Regions from separate parts of the Homo sapiens genome. Here region 2 is linked to region 1. Evidence: chromatin loops called from intact Hi-C (ENCODE). Cell type or tissue: sigmoid colon. All regions are shown on one strand. Each heading gives the region's core, and the rest is flanking DNA. Links, peaks and the distances in the headings are about the cores only.

Region 1 (7,447 bases), core at 3,066-5,565:
TTACAGGCATGAGCCACCACGCTCGGCCCACATAATTCCTCCAATGAAAGACCCAGGTTTGAGTCCTGGCACTCCACTTGATGGCAGCTTGATCCTGGTAGAGTTACTTATCCCCCTCTGAACTGCATTTTCTTCATCTGTTAAATAGGGATAATACACTTAATAAACAGTGATTCTCAAACTTGAATGGGCGTCAGAATCACCTGGAGGGCTTCTTAAAACACAGATCCCCGGGCCTCAGCCCATCTCCAAAGAGTATGACTCAGCCAGTCTGGTGTGAGCCCCCAACATCTGTGTTTCTAACAAGCTTCCCAGTGATGCTGCTGGGCCAGGACCATGCTTCGAGAACCACTGATATCAGGGGCAGTTGAACTGGTTATTATTAGCTCACAAATTTAATCCACAGATGAGACCTGAAACCAATGGCAACACCCCGTTCTCTCTTAAAAGGGGTCAAGAGCCAAATAGGGCTTGAACTTGCATACAAATATTCACCAGGTTTTAGCATTTTGCTGTGATGTAGCCCACCTTCAAACCTGAGGCTGAAGCCACCAATGGACCATTATGGTGAAGACTGCTCTGGAAGCAGAATTGTGCCTGGTCCGCAAAGACCCACCCACCCTAGAAAAAAGCACCTCTGCCCCCTGTCATTCCAAAGAGGCCTGGCCTGGTCTTTCTGGAGCCTGCTGTGCCCTGGGACCTGGTCACTAAAAGCAGGTGTAACAGATTAAAGCTGCTGTGTCCCCTGAGGGGGTGAGCCCTGCCTTCTGAAGCACAATTTACACTGTGAAACCACGAGTTGAGGGGAGCGGGAGGGGGCACATTTCCTCTTTAAAAATGCTCAAAGTCTTTCAGCTGATGCTCAGAGCAGGGCTGGCCTAGGCAAGGGTTTGAAGTAGGAAAGGTCACTATTTGTCTTTTTTTTTTTTCTCCTTGAGACAGAGTTTCGCTCTGTCGCCCAAGCTGGAGTGCAATGGGGTGATCTCGGCTCACTGCAGCCTCCACCTCCTGAATTCAAGCAAGTCTCCTGCCTCAGCCTCCCAAGTAGCTGGGATCACAGGTGTGGGCGTGCACCACCACACCTGGCTAATTTTTGTATTTTTAGTACACCATGTTGGCCAGGCTGGTCTTGAACTCCTGACCTCAAGTGATCCACCCGCCTTGGCCTCCCAAAGTGCTGGGATTACAGGTTTGAGCCACTGCGCTCAGCCACTACTTGTCATTTATGCTCTATTCCCATCCCAGCCACCCACCCCTGCTTCTCCTGTCCCACAGCCTGGCCTCCTTGTGTCTCCAGCCTGGGATCGCTGCCTGTCTCTGCCCCAGACTATCCCTTACTCCTCCTATCAAAATGCTATCAGGTGGAGAGCAGTGGTTCATGCCTGTAATCCCAATACTTTGGGAGGCCGAGATGGGAGGATCACTTGAGCTCAGGAGTTTGAGACCACCTTGGGTCTCTACAAAAAAAAAAAATTATTTTAATTATCCAGGCATGGTGGAATGCACCTGTAGTCCCAGTTATTCTGCCCATATGGGTTGCATCTTCCATTTGAGAGCCTCTCACCCTAAGTCTCACAGTCACCAGTACCCTGGCTTCCAGGACAAACCTGGATGATTTCCCCCCAGGCTTAAAGGAAGACTAGAGACTTAAAGGAAGCTGGACTTTTATGAAAAACTCATTGTGGGTGGGGGGCCCAGAGACTTAAAGGAAGCTGGACTTTTATGAAAAACTCATTGTGGGTGGGGGGCCAAAAATTAACTAGGCATGAAGAACCTGGGAGATACCAGATTATTCTGGCTCACTAGGGCTTTACACTTATCTGGCCACAGCTGGGACATACTCCCTTCTCCCTGGACCGTGCAGTCTGGGCCCACCTCACCCCCAGTGTGGGCCACCTATTATGATGCCCCCCAAAATGGTGTCAATTCAAGAGTACCTGCTTCTCTAGGGTCTAGGCTTTGGGGGCCCAACTTATCACAACTTGAAGTTACTGTTTTAAAATTTATCTTATTTATTTGTTAATTGTGTCATCTGTTAACATGTTATAGCTCCATAGGACAATCACTGGCGGTCTTATTTACTGTTAAAGCACCAGCCCTAGCCCAGTAGTTGGAATATTTTGATTGCATGTATGGGTGGATAGCTGAGATGGATGCAAGGATGGAGGGATGGATGGATGGATGAACGGATGGGTGGATGGGTGGATGGGTGGATGGGTGGGTGGATGGATTGGCCCCCACATAGTACCAAGGTACTTCTCCTGTAAATACCACAAACCTAGACCAGCAGTTCTCAAACCTTTAGGTCTTGGGACTCCTTGACTTTTTTATTTATTATTGAGGACTCCAAAATGCTTTTGGTTATATTGGTCTTGTCAGTATTTCCCACATTAAAAATGAAAAAAGGAACATTTTTAATATTTATATATTAATTGATCTAAAAATAACAATTATGAATATATTACATGTGTGGTGGGCAGCCTCTAAGATGGTGCCCAGTAATTCCCACCTTCTGTCACCCACACCCTTGAGTAATTCCCTCCCCTTGAACGCTAGCTGGACTTACAGACTCACTCCTAATAGATCTATTGTCCTATAGGGATGTGGCTTCCAAAATTGGATTACAAAAAGACTGTGCCTTCTGTCTTGGGTGCCCTCTTTTCTCTCTCTAGGAGGAGCCAGCTGCCTTGTCACGAGGCAGCCCTGTGGAGAGGGCCTCGTGGCAAGAAACCCAGGCCTGCCAGCAGCCACATGAGTGAGTCTGGAGGTGGATCTTTCCCCGGCTGAGCTTTGAGATGCTCCTACCCCTGGAACACACCCTGATTAGTCTCCTAAGAGACCCTGAGCCAGAACCACCCAGCTAAGCTGCTCCCAGATTCCTGACCCACAGAAACTGTGTGAGATAATAAATGTCTGTTGTTTTCAGCCACTAAGTTTTGGGGGTAACTTGTTACACAGCAATGGATAAAATACATGGTAACATCGATAGCACAATTTTATTAAAAAATAACCGTATTTTCCAAAACAAACAAAAAAGTTTAGGGAGAAAAGTGGCATCGTTTTTACATTTTTGCAAACCTCTTTAATATCTGGCTTAATTGAAAACAGCTGCTTCCTCATAGGGGCTTGGGCATCCAATGCGTTGTGATACATTGTTTTGGTTGAAGAAAATCCAGCCTAATGGAGCTTTGCAGTTAGAAAAGGACAGTCTGAAAAGGGCTCAGGGAACCACAGGGATCCTCAGACCACACTTTGGGAACTGCTGACCTAGACAATCATAGACCCCAAAAGATTCTAATTCTAGGGCCCTCACTTCCCAATCTTGGTTTCCTGTTTGGGACCTTTGCCATTTCTCCAGGTGCCCAAGTGACTTAGTGGTGATGGAGGCCACCCAGGAGGTCTGGTCCCCTGCCAAAAAGGATAAGTCCTCTGAGGCCTAAAAGCAGAAGACACTGATGAACTAACCCTCAGTCTTGGCTGTGTCATGCCCAAGATGTCACACAGAGGGGAAAGGATGCCTCTGACATCCAAGGTGAAGGTTGAGGCATCTGGAGTCGGGGAGGGCAGGGGAGCTTGTTCTCTGCGCATTGACAGCTTCCGGGACACTGGGGTTTGCCAGATCCATGGGGATTTCCCCCTCTCCTTCCCTTTCCTGCGCGTGTCCCACTACCCCCAACCCCCGTGAAGTTTAGGGCCTGTTTTCAGCCGGAGCCGGTCTAATTTTCGCTGCCTAGTTGGTCAGAGAAACGCACGCAGCTGTAGCAAAGCATAAAAATAGCTTCCTCCGTGACCAATTTCTTCCCACTTCCCTTTCTCTCTCTCCATGCTCGCCTCCCCGTCCCCACCTTCTGTGGAAGCAGGAAGGTCCCTGGAGGGTGCCAGCACTATTGAGACATGCCATGCGCCCCAGCTTCCCTCCCAAACAACACATGTTCCTGATTCTATTTTGCCCTGGTCCCCCGCAGGCTCGCACAGGCTTCCCTGGGGACCGGGCGTTGTCAGATGGGTCCCCGCGGGCCCAGTGTCCGTCCACCTCGTTGGGCAGACTTCCTCTCCCGCGCACAGCCCCCCAGACATCTGCACGCCGAGTGCTCGCCAGCGGCACTGGGATCTGGGGTCCCAGCCTAGCCCGGAGCCAGCCAAAGGCCTGCCCGCGAGGGATCCGGATCTTCTGGCACCTTAGAGGTTAAATGGGAAGCCTCCAGCTGGAAGGAAAAAACGCCCCGGTGCTATGCGCGGAGGCTCCAGGCGGTGTCCCCAGCGTCCCGGGCTTCCTCTGCGCCGGGCGGCTGCGCGTCCCGGATGCGTCCGCGGCAGAAGATGGAATCCGAAAGTGGGCATTCGTCTTTCTAGTTTGGAAGCAGGGGAAGACAATCAAACCTGCAGCAGCTCAGCTCCCCAACGCGAAGGTCTAGCCAGCCTTGGGCAGGGGAGCGTTTCTAGAAATGTCTACACCCGGAGCCACCGGCGGGAACCAGGAGGGCGGGGTATGGCCCGCACCTGCCCTGCCTCTCTTCCCTGAGCCTTTGGGACCATGCGGGAGAGAGGACAGGCCACCTATCGTATTTCAGGAGTGGCTTGTAGGGTCCAAGGGCCGTTTGCCTCCCTCTACTGCAGTTTGGAAACAGAATAAACCGCCCCAGCAAAACCCGGCGAACTTGTCCAAACCACACAAAAGTTCAAACCACACAAACTCCAACTGGGCACCGACGCAGGACTGGCTTTATCTGTCCGCAGAGGGCTTTGCTCTGCCTCGCAATTGATTAGGGCTCCTGAAAACCACTGAAACAGTTTATCTCACCCACCCAGCCTCAAGCCCCCTGATGGGCTGGAGTGGAGCCTGGATTGTTCTGGCAGCCAACCCCAGACCAGCTTCCACCCAGCTTGGCGGCCCCCTGGGCCACCTGCCTGGTTCCTCACTCCACAGAGGGTCCCCATTTTGTGGCAGAAAATCGAATGACAGCAAGAGGGTGAGATGGGAAGATGAGGGAGTTGGATCTATGAGGGGAGAGAAGCATTCTGTCCACTGAACAGGGTGGGGGGGGCTTTCCAAGATCCCCCCTTTACTTTCACACCCTTTCTCCAGTTCTGTTCCTCTCCTTTCACGGCACCCAGCGCCCTTCTGCACGGGTGGCCCAGTCCTCCAAGCCCAGCCTTGTCTTTTGAACTTCTCCCCAAGCAACCTGTCCCTGTACAATTTACATCCTCTCAGTTGTTTTCTCTCGAAACTCTTAACTCAGGCGGCCAATGCCATGGCCATGAGAACATTCTTCACCACAGAAAGCAAGATCCTTTGTCAGCCTGTTCTTCATGGGAGGGGAAGGGAAGGTTTTGTAAATATCAAGTGGAGATTAACTGGGGGAGGAGTCAGGAATTAAACAACGTGCTTTTTTTTTTTTTTTTTTGAGACAGAGTCTTGCTTTGTCACCCAGGCTGGAGTGCAGTGGCACCATCTCTGCTCACTGCAACTTCCGCTTCCCGAGTTTAAGCGATTCTCCTGCCTCAGCCTCCCAAGTAGCTGAGATTAGAGGTGCACGCCACCACGCCCAGCTAAATTTTTTTGGGGGGGGCGGGGACGGAGTCTCGCTCTGTTGCCCAGGCTGGAGTACAGTGGCGCAATCCCTGCAACCTCCGCCTGCCGGGTTCAAGCAATTCTCTTGCCTCAGCCTTCTGAGTAGCTGGGACTACAGGCGCATGACACCACCCCTGCTAATTTTTGTATTTTTAGTATAGACAGGGTTTCACCATGTTGGCCAGGCTGGTCTCGAACTCTTGGCCTCAAGTAATCTGCCTGCCTCTGCCTCCTAAAGTGCTGGGATTATAGGTGTGAGCCATCGCACCCAGCTAATTTTTGTATTTTTAGTAGAGACGGGGTTTCACCATGTTGGCCAGGCTGGTCTGGAACTCCTGACCTCAAGTGATCCACCCACCTCGGCCTCCCAAAGTACTGGGATTACAGGCATGAGCTACCACGCCCAGCCTAAACAGTGCACTTCAACACGAACTAGTAACGATCATGGTGGAGCACAGTCACAGACGGGGGAGGATCTCTGGCAGCTGACCTTCTGGGCTCACACCAGGAAGCCTGTCACCTTTCCCAGCTGCCTGTGCCATGCCTGTGGTGCCAGTCATTGCTCTAATGGTAGGCAGGGAGGCAGAACTCCCCCTGAATAAGTACAAGGACCTGATGAGCCTTTGAAAGCAGGCGACCCACTCAATCTGAATTCTTTCAGGTTGTTTCCTGCCCCAACAACTGTATGTAAAACAACTGGCTGAGAGCTTGTACAAATTAGGGTGGCTTGTCACAGGGTTTCTATCACATTTAGTCACCTCTGAAAAAAGAGACCCGTTTTTGTAAAACACCTAGCAGACCGGGCGCCGTGGCTCACGCCTGTAATCCCAGCACTTTGGGAGGCCGAGGCGGGCAGATCACGAGGTCAGGAGATTGAGACCATCCTGGCTAGTACAGTGAAACCCAGTCTCTACTAAAAATACAAAAAATTAGCCGGGCGTGGTGGTGGGCGCTTGTAGTCCCAGCTACTCGGGAGGCTGAGGCAGGAGAATGGCCTAAACCCAGGAGGTGGAGCTTGCAGTGAGCCGAGATAGTGCCACTGCACTCCAGCCTGGGCGACAGAGCGAGACTCCGCCTCAAAAAGAAAAAAGAAAAAGAAAAACACCTAGCATACATAAAGGGCTTTACCATCTCATTTCATTCCATCAATGAGCAAATGGGGGTTACCCTGACAGCAGTTGGAGTTCAATTGCAGGGAAGAGAGAACCTCTCCAGCTATTTTAAGCAAGAAGAGATTTAACACAGGAAATTAGGTGCTGACAAAATTATTGGAAGGGTGCAGGAGGAGCAGTCTCTGGACTCCCAAAACAACACCACTGAACTGGTCTGCCAAGACTACTGCCATCTCTGCCACCATCAGGAAGGTGAGGCGTGAGGGAGCCTGCCTCTAGAAATGTAGATTTCCAGAGTGCACTACCATAGCTGCGATCCAAGGATCAGGAAGCCACTGCCACCACAACCCCTCTCAACACCCACAAAGCCGGTAACTGAGCAAACACTAGAATGTTGTTACACACACACACACACACACACACACACACACACACACACCTCTAGCAGGTACAGCCAGACTTCACACGATTGCATCTAACTGGTGAAACTGAATTCTCATCCACAGTCCCAGCTGCAAAGGTGTCTGGGAAATCCAGTTTTTAGCCTTCCAGTCTCTGCAGACCATGGGGGCACCATAGGACGAGGTTGGAAGGGAGGCTGTGTGCCTGCCACCATGCCTACATTTTGCAGATAAGGAAACTAAGGTTCAGAGAGGTTAAAGAACACATCCAAGGGCACATGGCTGGTAAACCCCAATCTCCCTGACTCCAAAACCCATACTTTCAATCATTATATTGAGCAAACAGCCCCATTCCATTTGGG
Region 2 (7,447 bases), core at 1,837-4,336, 450 kb after region 1:
CCTGAAACATCGCTAACAGATGGAAGGATGCAAACAGCAGCATGCCAAGCCTTCAGAGAGCTGGGAGCTCTGCCTGTGATTCAGGGAAGCTCTGATTCAGAGCTCTGAGCGCGTTGTCGCCCGGTGTCCTCAGGATGAAAGGCCTGCTTGGGGGGCTCCTCTAGTCCATCCCTCCCGGCTCCACCACCTCAAACTCTGCCTTCCAGCAGCAATTTCTTCCAGTTCTCCGGGCTTTGCGAGGCTTTTGCTGGGGCTGTACCCTCAAGCCTAAAACCCTCTGACTCCTAAAACTATCTGACTCCTACAACTATCTGACTCCTACTCATCCTTTCGCTTTCAGCTTAAGCTCCAGGAAGTATGGGCAACCCCCACAGTAAACAAAGCCAAACGTTTTCTTTATCTGGAGCCTTTACTATGCTAATGTACATTGTGAATCTTCCGGAGGTTGGTGGGTGGGGGGCAGTGGAGAGGCCGCCAATCTTTCCAGAAGTATTTGGCCCCAAGAGGCCTCCTACCCCCACGTCTATTAACCCTCTCCCAGAACGAGGTGAGGAGGAGGAGCTTGGGAAATGCTCCTCCAAGAGAAGCAGAGCGGAGGCAAAACCCCTCTTGTGGGGAGGTACAGTCCCTTCTGCCCTCCTGTACCCTGCGGATAAACTTACCCCCTGGAAGGAGAAACCAGAATAGCAGCCCAATCTCTTCTTAATGCAGCTGCAGGGTCAGATCCAAGTTTGGGGGCCTAAAAGTTACGTGAATTTTGGGGCCTTCTTGAAGAAAAACAGTGCAGAGGTACAAATGATAACTGCTAGGACCCTACCAGGGCCTTGGAAGGGGACTGTGCGAGTCAAGGCCCTGAACTTTAAGCTTTATTAGCCTCGAGGTAAAATCCACACCTGTGCAGAGGCTTAATTCTGGACATAGGTGTAGCTAAGACACATCCCTCTCCACATCACGTTTAGGTCAACTGGACGGTCTTGGATGGCCCTCCTTTGACTCTGGTATATCTCTGCCAGGCTCCGGCTGGCCTGCCTGCCTCTAGGCCCACAGCCAGCCTGTGGTTTGTTCTACTGGGCCAGCCATGCAGGTGAGTGGTCTCTGGCACATCCTCTTCAAGCCAGCAGACTGGTAGGGGCAGCACCATATTGGCCGGGCAGATCTATTTGCCCTCCCCTCACCCCATCCACTTTCTGTGCCCAGGAGGCTGATCCTTGATCCTTGGGGACTGGATCCCTTGGGCTGCCTTGACCACTGGCTTCTGGTTGGCTTGGCCAATGGGAGGCAGGTAGGAGGAGTCAGAGGTTGGGTATTTATTTCCACAGCTGGGCTGCCCTTTTGGTGGTGGCTGCGTTCCTCGTCCCATAGCAGCCCTCACCTACAGCTCTTTCCAGGTTCTGCTAACAGCCCCCACTCCTGGCTCCCTCAGTCCAGGGAGTGGTGGCAGCTTCCCATTGTTGCTAGTCCCAGGGTACTTCCCTATCCCTTGTGGTTTCTGTAATCTGCCCACAACTCTGTAAATAGTCCCTTTACAAACTCTTGTCAGTTAACCCTCTTGCTGAGTCTGCCATCCATTGCTACTGGGGCCCTGACTCACAGCACAAGTGGTACCCATGGGCAGTCCCTAAGTCATCCCACCAATCACAGACAAGATATCCTGAGTTCCCCACTGGTCAATTTGAATATGCAAATGTTAGGCATCTGTCCCTGGGGGTAAGCTTTCCACAGCAGTCTAGACCCTGGCGGTGGACTCCCTGATTCACCTATCTGCACTGTGGCACTTAGCACTAAACTGTGTGGGCTCCTCCTTCCTCAGTGTTCAGATTAGGTTATGGGAAGAACATAACCCCTTCCTCCCCCAACTTTCTGTGTTGTTTTGGGTGAGAGCGGACATTATAATTTTGGGGAATGTGATAGAACTGCCCAGAGTACATGAAATCAGCCACATAAATTATTGAACTTAAATGATGATTCTGGTGATGTGCTAGTAAATGTTTAACAACTGGCTCCCTGCCCCCCAAGCCCTGACTTGTAGTATCTGCTGATTTCCATGATGCAAATACTCCCACCACAGCCAGTCTCAAGCTGCCCACGTGATGGTGCTGACCATGGAGTTGAAAAGACACGGACACAGCATTACATAGTATTTCTTTCTTTTTTCTTTTTTTTTTTGACACAGAGTCTCACCCTCTCACCCAGGCTGGAGTGCAATGGTGTGGTCTCAGCTCACTACAACCTCCGCCTCCCGGGTTCAAGCGATTCGCCTGCCTCAGCCTCCAGAGTAGCTGGGACTACAGGTGCCCGCCACCACACCTGGCTAATTTTTGTATTTTTAGTAGAGAGGGGGTTTCATTATGTTGGCCAGGCTGGTCTCGAACTCCTGACCTCGTGATCCACCTGCCTCAGCTTTCCAAAGTGCTGTGATTACAGGTGTGAGCCACCATGCCCTGCCTTTTACATAGTATTTCTACCACACAGTCATGAAAGGGTAAATAACCTCATGAGAGTAAATAATAGTAAACTGTAGCAAAGCAGTCAGGAAGGTGTGAGTTTTCAGTATTTATTACCTTTGTTTTTAATATGACTTACTCCATTTTAAATTTTAATTATTTTAATTATAATTCTATTTTTTATTTTACTTCTTTTAATTTTTATTAATGGCTATGCTTAGTAACCAATTGGCAAAAATTCCTGAAAATTTGATGATCTGATCTCACAAACCAGTACCCTTTGGCTCCAGCACACCATGGAAGGGTTCTACTGGCTCTGTGGCAATGGAAAGAAAAATTAGTTTTCAAGAGAGAAAACAAAAACAAAGAAAAGCTACGAGTATTTCAATTGCGCCATCTTGTGGCGCCACCTAACAGTACTATGCCCCCATGACCTGAACTCCCCCCCATTTTGGTCATGCTGTGTCTCTATCTGGGGTGCCCAAACATCCTGGTTTGCCTGGAACACCTCCTTATTTATGCCTACTACCCTGGTTTAACGATAAAAACACCCCTTTTACTTTCTCAAAAGTGTCCTAGTTTGAACAATAAATGATATGGTTACCTAACCTATACCCCAGTAGACTATAACTAGCTTGAGGGTAGGGACTGTCTTGTTTACCATTGCATCCCTCAGACCACGGAGGCATTCAACTGATATTTGTGAAAAGAGCAGTGAAAGTTAAGGCTATAGAAACAGTTTCCCTGCCTTGTTGGTTACACTGATAACCACTGGGATTTGGAAATCTTTACGCTGTGCAGAGATTTTTAGTGTAATGTGATTGGCCCTGTAATCCCTGACCCCGGCGTCCCTGTGCACAAAAAGCCAGGCTGATAGACGTCAGAGCCTCGTCTCCCAGGGAGCGTGCGGCAGCCAGAGGGTGTTGGTCTGGCCATCTGGTGCAGGAACAGTCGAGCCGTGTGGGAGCCCAGCTGGCACGGGAATCCTTGGCTGTCCCCGGCAAACAGCATGGGGAGGAGAGCTGTGGGATCAATAGTAATTTCCTTCAGAAGAACGGCGATGTAGTGCAGTTGGCAATGGCATTGGGCTTTCCCTGGCACGGAGGCTTCTAAATGTGCTTGGCCCTCTTAGCTAGGAAGTGGACTTACAGCAGAACACTGGACAGGGAAGGGAACAAGGACAGGACTTTCTTGGCCTGAGCCCAAGAGAGGTTGCCAGGTTGGCTGTGGGAGCAAGCTTTCTCTGTGCTTGTATGTCATCGGCAGAAACAACGTAGACACTTTGAGTCACTGATAGAGAGGAAATTGTGGAAGCTGGAACATTCCCGTGGGCCTGCTGGCACCTCCCATGCAACATCCATCTACTCAGCACCTAGGGGAGGCTTCTTTGTGCCAGGAACAGGTGGTAAAGGTGATCTCCATTTCTCACTGTCTAGAGATGGAGGGTAAGGAGTTATCTGACATTTCTGAAGCAGGGCCATCATTGCGGATGGAAATAGTGGCGAGTCTAGGGGCTCAGGGAGTGGCTAGGAGTTCAGAAAGAATGGGTCAAGCTTGAGCTGCCAACTGAAGGATGAGCAGGAGTTTTGTTGGATGGGATGGTGGATTCAGGAGCACACCATATAACTACCCCCTTCAAAGGTTTGGGTGGGGACCGCTGCCCACTTGGAATTGTCCTTAGCTGATAGGAGCTGGCTGAGCTGCCTTGTCCAAGGGAGCGCCCTGCCACCTTCCGGGAGGGCAACTCATTCAATGACTGGTTTATAGGCGGGGGAGACTATGCAAGGACTTACCCCTTTGCCTCAATTTAGGACATCTCTGAAGGGCCATCCCAGCCCCAGAACTTGCCTTGGAGTTGACTGAGGCCTCTGTTGCAACTGCACTGTAGTTCAGCTTCTCCCTCTGCCCCATCCTGCAGCCCTTTCTCCCTCACAGGCATTGTTCCTGACAGCAGCCTCCAATCAGGATCCTATACACCAGTCACCATCTCAGGGTCCATCTCGCACAAAGCCCAGCATAAGCCAGGGAGGGAGGGGTAGCTCTTCTCGGGGAGACAAACAGTGTGCAAACTGTGGCCTGGAGGGTGGGCAAGCTGGCCAGGAGGGAGTGTCCATTCCTGTGGACCAAGCACAGGATTAAAAAAAAAAATCCTAAGAAGCAGATTCTTAATTCCTAAATTTTGGTGGTCAGGGAAGATTCATGGCATAAAGGTCTTGCGTTCCTGTGATTGTGACTGAGGTGTGACCTGTGGCATTTCTTAATATAATTTATATGTTCCTGCATCAGGTCAAGTTTTCCCCCAGCCTACTTTCTTAAGTTGCTCCTGTGTCCCAGTTTGGGCTGGAAAAGTGAGGAAGGGCAAGCGCTTTGGAAGCAGGTAGGCATGTGTTCGTGTCCCTCACTTACTGGTGGTAGAACTATGGGCAGATTCCTTTACCCTTCCGAGCCTGTTTCCTCCCCACCTCACCTCATGTGAGATGGGGATAATGAGATAATGCCTATAAACACATAGCACGGGGCCAGGCATGTAGTAAGCACTCAACAAATACCTTTATTTTCATTCCTGCCATTTTTGCTTCCTTTGCTCAAATTTGCACTCCTTTATCAGAGATGCTTGGTGAGGCCGGGTGCAGTGGCTCACACCTGTAATCCCAGGACTTTGGGGGGCTGAGGCAGGTGGATCACTTGAGCTTAGGAGTTGGAGACCAACCTGGCCAACATGGCAAAACCCCATCTCTATGAAAAATACAAAAATTAGCTGGGTGTGGTGGCACGCACCTGTAATCCCAGCTAGGATTACAAGGCAGGAGAATAGCTTGAACCCGGGAGGCGGAGGTTGCAGTGAGATCACGCTGCTGCACTCCAGCCTGGGCAACAGAGCAAGAGTCCGTCTCAAAAAAAAAAAAAAAAAAAAAAAGGAATGCTTGGTGAGTATCCATTTGGTGTGTGGGTAGGGGGAGGTGGGGGAAAGTGGCCGTGCAGTGGGGAGTGTTGATGGTTTTGATAGTTTTGATAGGAGCAGGATATATAAACAGACCTTCACTTGAGTCCTTTAGAGATTCAGTCTAAAGCTATCCCACATATGGGGCGGCTTAACAGAAGACACAAACTTGCCTTCATCTCCTCCATTTATCAGAGGGGGAAACTGAGGTCTGGAGGGGAACTGATGCCTACAGTTACCAAGTGACATCTGGAGACCCTGAACCCCGGTCTTCCAGTGCCCCAGCCCTTGGCTCACCTGGTCTCCCCAGAAGGGAGAGAAGAAGGCAACCGCTTTGGGGTGAGAGCAGAGCTGCCTCCTGGAGCCTCAAGCGCCAGCCTCTGCTCCTGTTTGTTCCCAAGCTCACCAGAAGGGCACCTCCCTCCTCCCCACTGATGTCAGCCGATGACGTCTGGGCTGCATTCAGGCCATGCTGTCATTTGTCCCATGCTCATTCAGCTGATTAAAAGTCATCAATTGTTTTTTAAGCCACCAGCAGGCGAGCCACCAGGCGCCATTTGTTATTGCTCGGCCATGCTGTGAGATGCTGTTTAAACTCACTGAGCAAAGCTTTCGGAAACCAGAGGCCAAAAGCATTTTTGGAGGAAAGAAAATAGGAGAGAAATGAGTGGGCCCACATCTTTGCCAGAAGGAACAATCAGGCCATGCAGGCGAGGAGCTGGTCCCCCTTTTAGCAGCTCCCACGCAATTCTTTTCAGGGGCCTTTCTCTTGGGGCCAGAGCTGCAGGGAGCCCCCTTCATTTCTCTCCCTTCCGAAATAATCTCCACTGTGGCTAACATTCATTTGGGGAATTTTTTTTTTTAACCTAGTCTCCCTACCTCCAAGTTATCCTCTTGCTTTTTGGCTAGATTAGTGTTCCTACAACACTTCTCCATGCCACTCCTGCTCAACCACCTTCAATGGCTCCTCATTGCCTGTGGAATGAAGATTAAAGCTGTTGCCTGGCATTCGAGTTCTCCACAGTGTGGCTCAGGTCCCTACCTCTGACCTTCCTTGTCACTATACTTTAGCCAAATCACACTTTTCAGCTCCCAGACATGATCCTTGCTCAGCTGTCTTTGTTCACAATGTTCCTTTTATTTGAAATGATGTACTACTTCCCCAGCCCCGGCTCTCAGCATTTTGAACCCCAAGGATCTTCCGATGAGTGTTTTGGAAACTTTGTCCTGGTGTCTTTATGGAGGCCACAGGTCCATATCCTCTTTGTCCCCTTTCAGTCACATGTGCAGTAGACACTATTGATGCCTCACCCATGTCACCTTGTGCTTACCATTTCTGTGCACACAGCTGCCAGCACCTGTATCCCTGTGCCTGGAGCCTGTTTCTGACCACTTGAGCCTTCTCTGTCAAGCAGAAGGTGCCAGGGGGTTAATGCTCCCTGGGAGCAGCCCTCAACCAATGACTGATGGGAGCTGGTGGATAAATACCCCAGCTCCCTCACTCCATGGATGGAATATTCCCAAGTAATTGTTCTGTGCCAGCTCTCAGATCCCCAGTGGGACTGTGCCCCAGTTGCCCACAGCAGTAACCTGCTCATTGGCTACCTTCCCTTCCCTGCCTCCTTCCAGATATACTACTTGTACTTAGACCCTTATCTCAGGGTCGGCTACTGAGGAACCCAAACGCAGACATGTCACTTTGTTTGTTCTGGTCCTTCGTCCTGCTGGACTAGCCCCAGATCCCCTGTAGGTCCCAAAATGGTGCCTGGCCCATAGCAGGTACCTCATAGTAGGTACCAGTAAATGTTGAATGACTTGAATCTGTATTAGAAAATCCTCTAAATGAAATATAAGCAAAACCTGTTTTTCTGTGGATTGTTCTCTCTGCCTGCATATGCCAGGGCCATTCCCACTTCTGTGCTTTAGCCCTGCCACCCCCTGCCTGGTCCTTTCCTATGGAAATCTGTAAGACTTAGCTTTAGCCAGGCACGGTGGCTCATGGCTGTAATCCCAGGGACTTGGGAGGCTAAGGCGGGAAGATTGCTTGAGGCCAGGAGACCAG

The links. Peaks named below come from ENCODE experiments on the same cell type or tissue, not always from the same donor. Only the 100,000 strongest peaks of a DNase experiment are listed, where the experiment ranks them.
Region 2: a loop joins it to region 1, with 4 times the contacts of the local background. A loop is called at or near these places in 54 of 110 quality-filtered maps.

Annotation. Positions count from the first base shown.
Region 1 is chrX:40,264,005-40,271,451 of GRCh38, reverse strand. All of the region lies in intron 1 of LINC03099 (long intergenic non-protein coding RNA 3099), which reads right to left. Among named protein-coding and RNA genes, the nearest start is that of LINC03099, 4.8 kb to the right of the region's middle. RefSeq lists enhancers at 3,442-3,491, 3,522-3,621. In sigmoid colon, for the core only: a CTCF peak has its summit at 4,248; DNase peaks (open chromatin) are centred at 3,911 and 4,231; H3K4me3 peaks cover 1,169 bases; H3K27ac peaks cover 1,068 bases.
Region 2 is chrX:39,809,987-39,817,433 of GRCh38, reverse strand. No RefSeq gene overlaps it. Among named protein-coding and RNA genes, the nearest start is that of MIR1587, 24 kb to the left of the region's middle. RefSeq lists enhancers at 1-753, 2,719-2,778. In sigmoid colon, for the core only: a CTCF peak has its summit at 2,875 (motif pointing left); DNase peaks (open chromatin) are centred at 3,363 and 3,653; H3K27ac peaks cover 606 bases.